Linked DNA regions of Homo sapiens: region 2 is linked to region 1. A link is a contact called in ENCODE Hi-C data. All regions are on one chromosome and are shown on one strand. The core of a region is the stretch at or near the end of the contact, and the rest is flanking DNA. Distances in the headings are between cores, read along the strand shown.

What was found. Hi-C counts contacts between places; a loop is a spot of excess contacts on that map. Pooled maps may share reads with other maps.
Region 2: a map of CD8-positive, alpha-beta T cell shows a loop between it and region 1 (3-fold over the local background). The contact joins the enhancer-like site here to the promoter of NCOA1 in region 1. A Hi-C loop is called at or near these places in 1 of 168 maps with a recorded cell type or tissue (CD8-positive, alpha-beta T cell), 5 of 37 single-sample maps with no recorded cell type and 8 of 50 pooled maps.

Annotation. Positions count from the first base shown.
Region 1 is chr2:24,489,822-24,492,589 of GRCh38, reverse strand. NCOA1 (nuclear receptor coactivator 1) reads right to left here and starts at 1,336. Exons shown (of 23, transcript NM_003743.5): 1 at 988-1,336. RefSeq lists silencers at 564-1,053, 1,208-1,366, 1,344-1,683.
Region 2 is chr2:25,208,818-25,211,678 of GRCh38, reverse strand. It overlaps LINC01381 (long intergenic non-protein coding RNA 1381), which reads right to left. Exons shown (of 2, transcript NR_132378.1): 2 at 2,477-2,705. Among named protein-coding and RNA genes, the nearest start is that of LINC01381, 5.9 kb to the right of the region's middle. Within about 2 kb of position 1,283, at least 6 of the 41 ENCODE cell types and tissues checked have a DNase peak (open chromatin) inside an H3K27ac peak, as active enhancers do; they include CD8-positive, alpha-beta T cell, where a contact is called at or near this core.

The DNA.
Region 1 (2,768 bases), core at 87-2,586:
AGCTTAAAGTTTTCCTCCCCATGAAACTCTCCGGACACAACACCGTGGCCTGTCCTTGTCACACACACACAGGCTGTATTGTCAACCCCTCCGTCTCCCTCTAACGTCGTCAGACTGGGCAGTGTCTACCCATGGGGGTAACTGCTTTTAAATAAAATAAAAAAGCAGCCACCACAGCTGGGTAGTAAGGACTGGAGACCCTGGGTGTCCGATTTTTTCAGGTCTTTTACAAGGGACTAGAGAGCGGCCCGAATTCTGTCACTGCCCACTAACCAACCCCACCTCCCAATCGCCTCGTCAACATGTTTGCTTCCCTTCCTCGGCCCTTTCGGCTGAATCCCAGGAAGGGGACCAAACCCGGGCCGCGACAGGAACATGTCCAGTATCCATCCCATGTCTACCTCCGAAACCCCTTCTCGGGAGAAGGGGCGAGCAAGCGCGCCGGGGTCAAACCCAAGCGCCGTCGAGGGCTGCGCCGACGGAGAGGGACGCCGCGGTCGCCCCCATTTCGCGGTCCCGGCAGGCGAGATTCCGAGAGGTGAGCGGGCCGGCCAAGGTCACGGCGTCGTCGGGGCCGAGGGGCGCCCGCGCCGACTTCCGGCTCCCCCTCTCGGCGGCGGCCCGGGGCGCCCGCTCCCCACGCCGGGCAGGCGGCCGCGCAGCTCGCACCCCCTCCGCGGATGCTCGCCCTCTCCGCGCTAACTAGGGCAACTGGAAAAGAGGCGGAGAGAAGTCGCTGCTGCAGCGATTTCCCCCGGCGGGGAGCAGCCCCCAGCTGGTGCCCGTGACAGCTGCGACCTCCGCCCCCTCCAGCCGCGCCGGGCCGCGAGGGGAACTCGGGGAAGTGGGAGGAGGATGGAGCGGGAGAAAGGAGAGCAGGGGGCGGAGGGGCGCCAGCTGCTCCCCGCCCCCTAGGGCCTCCGCGGCCGCGCGGCTCGTGACAGCTGCACCCACCGGGAGGCTCCGCACCCGCAGCCCGCCACTCACCTGCCGCCGCCGCCTCTGGGCCCCGCTCACCGGCGCCGCACTCGTCCGCGACCGTGGCGGCGGCGCCGCCCCGGCCTCCGCCGCTCCTCGGGCCCGGCGCCGCGGCTCTCCGGCCCCCTCCTCCGGAGCAGGGGTCCCCCCGCAGGGGGATGCAGAGGGAACCTGACGCAGGCTCCGCTCGAGGGAGCAGCAGCGAACAGGCGGCGGAGGCCCTCAAGGCCGCGAGGCAGCCGTCGGAGGACAGAGCTCAGCAAATCGCGTCAGACTCCCGCTCGCCCGGCCTGAAGAACAGGCATTTCAGCCGCTCTCCGCGGCCGCCATGTTCTCCTCCTCGGCCGCCACCGCCGCCGCCGCCACCGCCCCCCGCTCGCGGCACCGCCCCCTTCGCGCCCCGCCCCGCCCCGCCCGTTCCCGGCCGCCCGCCTGCCCGCCCGCCGCACTTCCCCTGCCGGCTCCGGCCGCCCGGGCCGCCGCGACCCGGTGCCCGCGAGCTCCGACAGTGCGCCCGGGACAGCGCGCCCCCAGCCCGCCGGGCCTGCCGGGCCCGCCGAGCGAGGAACCGCCCCGCGCCCTCTGCCGGCCCGCCCCAGCCGGCGTCCTAACGAAGTGTGGGAAAGGAGGCCCGAACTCTTCCCCGCCCGTCTCAACTCCTCCCCGCCCCTCTCCTGCCCTCCCCTCGGGGCGTTCCTCCCACTGCTGCCGGGAAGCGGCCTCGAACACCAGGGCGCTCGCAGCTAGGCCGCCGGGCCTGCCGCCTCCCGCTGTTCTTTATCTTTCTGGGAAGGTGTCGGAGCGGCGAGAGGCCCTGCGGACGGGGCGGAGTCGGCTCCGGGCCTGTCCCTCCACTCGGGCGTTCTGTTACTTTGAGCGAGACATATCCCGCGGGCCTCGTTTTTTATTCTGTAAAATTGGGAGGTGGTTGCCTAGATGATTTCACAGGCTATTAGACAAGAGAAAAGGAAGATCGTCTGCCCCCTTCGTTTTACAGATGAAAAGATCTGCCTGACCCGTTCTGGCTCTGCAATTCCATGAATTATCTAAAATGTCTGTCATTCACAGATCTTTCCCCTCAAGGGGCCCACACCTTTCTTCTTATCTCCCTTTTCTTTTTTTTTTTTTTTTAACTTCTCTAATAGAAGTGCTACTTCCAAAAGTAGAGTGTTCTTGTCACCAGAGGAATCGAACAGCGGCTGAACAGCCTCTCTGAGCTGCGATGGCCTTATCTGGACCGCATCCCGCATTCCAAAGGCTGGCAATGCAATATATACCTATGTCTCTCCCTGGGTTGTCCTAAGCATGAATGAGTCACTCGCCGTGGAAGTGCCTTGTAAAGCATACATCTGTCCATTCCTTTCTTTTATTCTTACCCCATTTCGCACTCTTACCCTTCCTCAATCCTGTCCTGCTGCTGCTGTCTCCCGGCGTTTCCTGCTGTTTCGCTTCCTGTGTGTTCTCCCCTAAATCAATCTCTGTAAATCCTTAAGCCCTTCCCACCCTTCTCCCAACTGGGGAACCTGACAGCCTTGAAAACACCAATCTCCGTGGCAGCTCTCTGAGTCGACGGGCAGCTTCTTTCACAGGCAGGTACTACTGTATGCTTTCACCATCCTCTTCCTATCCTTGTCACGCTCATAAAGTAATCGCTAGACCACACCCCCACATGCATTCATATATTCATTCATTTATATATTCATTCCCCTGATTCTTATCGGAGACCTACTACTGGGGCCCTAGGTGCATCTCCTGAGCTCTGGCTTAGCAGTACCTCTAGCCACCCGCAG
Region 2 (2,861 bases), core at 34-2,533, 720 kb before region 1:
GCAGAAAATGCAGACAGATTGAGTTTAAATCCTAGCCCTCTACCAGCTGTGATAATCAACTCAACCTTTTTAAAGACTCAGCAAATAAAATTGACACAATTAGTAGCCTCCTTCCTAGGCTGTTGTGAGGATTAAGATATGTATATTAGGTGTTCACTAGAGGATATAAACGAGTACTCAATAAATGAGATGTAGCCAGGTGCGGTGGCTCACACCTGTAATCCCAGCACTTTGGGAGGCCAAGGCAAATGGATCAGTTGAGCTCAGGAGTTTGAGATCAGCCTAGGCTACATAGTGAAACCCTGTCTCTACAAAAAGTACAAAAATTAGCTGAGTGTTGTGGCTCGTGCCTGTGGTCCCAAGCTACTTGGGAGGCTGAGGTGGGAGGATCGCTTGAGCCTGGGAGGTTGAGGCTGCAGCGAGCCAAGATTGCACCACCGCACTCCAGCCTGGGAGACAGAGTGAGACTCTGTCTCAAAAAAATAAACAAGTTGCAACCTTATGGTACAGTATTAAGACTTATTACTAACAATGACTCTTGCTGCTGTGGGCGGAAAGCCACCCAGGTGCCGAAGCAAGAGACTGAAGGCACAAACTGTTCCAGTATAATAAAGAAAATAGAATAAGAAAAGTTATACTAGAAATAGGATATAGAGATGATTATATATGGATATTATCAATCATTAGTTTTAGTATTAATCTGTGCTTTACTATTATAACCGAGGAATAACCAGCCAGTACAGTCAGGAGCTGAAGGAACATTGTGAGAAGTGACCAGAAGATAAGAGTGTGAGCCCTCTGTCAGGCCGGACATGGTGGCTCACGCCTGTAATCCCAGCACTTTGGGAGGCCAAGGCAGGCGGATCACGAGGTTAGGAGATCGAGACCATCCTGGCTAACACGGGGAAACCCCATCTCTACTAAAAATACAAAAAATTAGCTGGGTATGGTGGCGGGCGCCTGTAGTCCCAGCTACTCGAGAGGCTGAGGCAGGAGAATGGCATGAACCCGGGAGGCAGAGCTTGCAGTGAGCCGAGATCGCACCACTGCACTCCAGCCTGGACGACAGAGTGACTTCGTCTCAAAAAAAAAAAAAAAAAAAAAAGAGCGTGAGCCCTCTGTCACGCCCGGATAAAGGCCGCTTGTGGGCTTGTGTTCCTGGGAAGGCACCTGTTACTTAGCGGACCATGAAAGGGGGTTTCCCTTTCCTTGGAAGAGTTAGAGAACACCTGCTCCACCAGCCTCTTGTGGGAGGTTGGACATCAGCCAGTCTACCCACAGACATCCGGAGGCTTAAACGTCTCCCTGTGGTGCTGTGCTTCGGTGGTCACACTCGTTCACTTTCATGTTCTGCCTATATACCTGGTTCCCCTCTTAAGTCCTTAGAAGATAGCAGTAGCAGAAATAGTGAAAGTATTAAAGTCTTTGATCTCTGATAAGCACATAGAAAAAAGGCTGATGCATGATGTCCTCCCTCTGCTTCAGCTACCACAAAGGGAAGGGGCCCCCTGTCCGGTGGACACGTGACTTGCTTGACCTTATCAATCACTTGACATGACTCACTCTCCTTATCCTGCCCCCTTGCCTTGTATACAATAAATAGCAGTGCATCCAGACATACGGGGCCACTACCGGACTCTGCACATTGGTGGTAGTGGCCCCCTGGGCCCAGCTGTCTGTCATACTCTCTCTTAGTCTTGTGTCTTATTTTTCTACAATCTCTCGTCTCCGCACATGAAGAGAAAACCAACAAGGCGCCATAGGGCTGGACCATACATGCTGCCACAGTGAAATTGTTGGAATCCCAGCCCCAGCTCCTTCCCTCTTTTCTGAGTGATCCTTGCTTCCCAGATGTCACCCCAAGATGCCTTTCCTGGGCAAAAGTAAGGAATCCCAGCCCTAAAAGGCAGATGGGCAGGATACTTTGAGGACCTACTTTGGGCTGGATGCCTGGCAGCTGGTTTGGCTGCAAGGCCCAGAAGCCCACTAAAGCTGCTGAAGTCAAGGGGGACTTAGAATAACCATGACAGCATTTCATGGAATTCAGTTGTAGGAGGCAGGATGGGCATCAGCGTAAGCAGGGTTTCCCAGGTGGCTGCTCTCTCTGTCTATCCTTCCATCAGGGACTGTGTATGCCCTGCCTCTGCCCTTCTGTTGATCGGGTTCCTTCCCTTGCCCTCGGTCACTGATTTCCAGCTGGCACCCTCATGGCTGACCCCAAAGGTCTCATGTCCCAGCCTTCATAACCTTCCAGTCCTTATACTGGCACCAACTGACTCTGTCTCTGACTTCACACCAAGTTTCTGGGACAGAGACTGTGGTTGCCTGGCTTGGATCAGGGTCACATGGGTTCAATGAGCCGTGACAAGTGATGGTAGAAGTGCACTGTGGCACTGCAGCCTCGACCTCCCAGGCTCAAGTGATCCTCCCACCTCAGCCTCCCAAGCAGCTGGGACCACAGGCACAGGCCACCACGCCTGGCTAATGTTTGTATTTTTTTGTAAAGACGGGGTTTCACCATGTTGCCCAGGCTGGTCTTGAACTCCTGACCATCTACTGACAAGGGATGGCTTCTTTCTTTGACAAGGGAACACTTCTAGCGGTGAACACTTCAGAGCTGGCATCCCAGGCTCTCTCCTCAGCTGCCTGTTCAAATCTGTGCTGGGTTGGTGGGCTGCCTTGTGTTCTAGCTTGGCTGATAATATCTGGAGAAGAAGAAGAAGAAGAAGACGTGTGAACACTTTGAAATCGAAATGTTGGTGTTAGTTTCCTAGGGCTGCTATAACAAAGTACCAGAAACCAGGTGGCTTAAAACACAGAAACTTATTGTCCCACAGTTCCGGAGGCTTAGAAGTACAAAA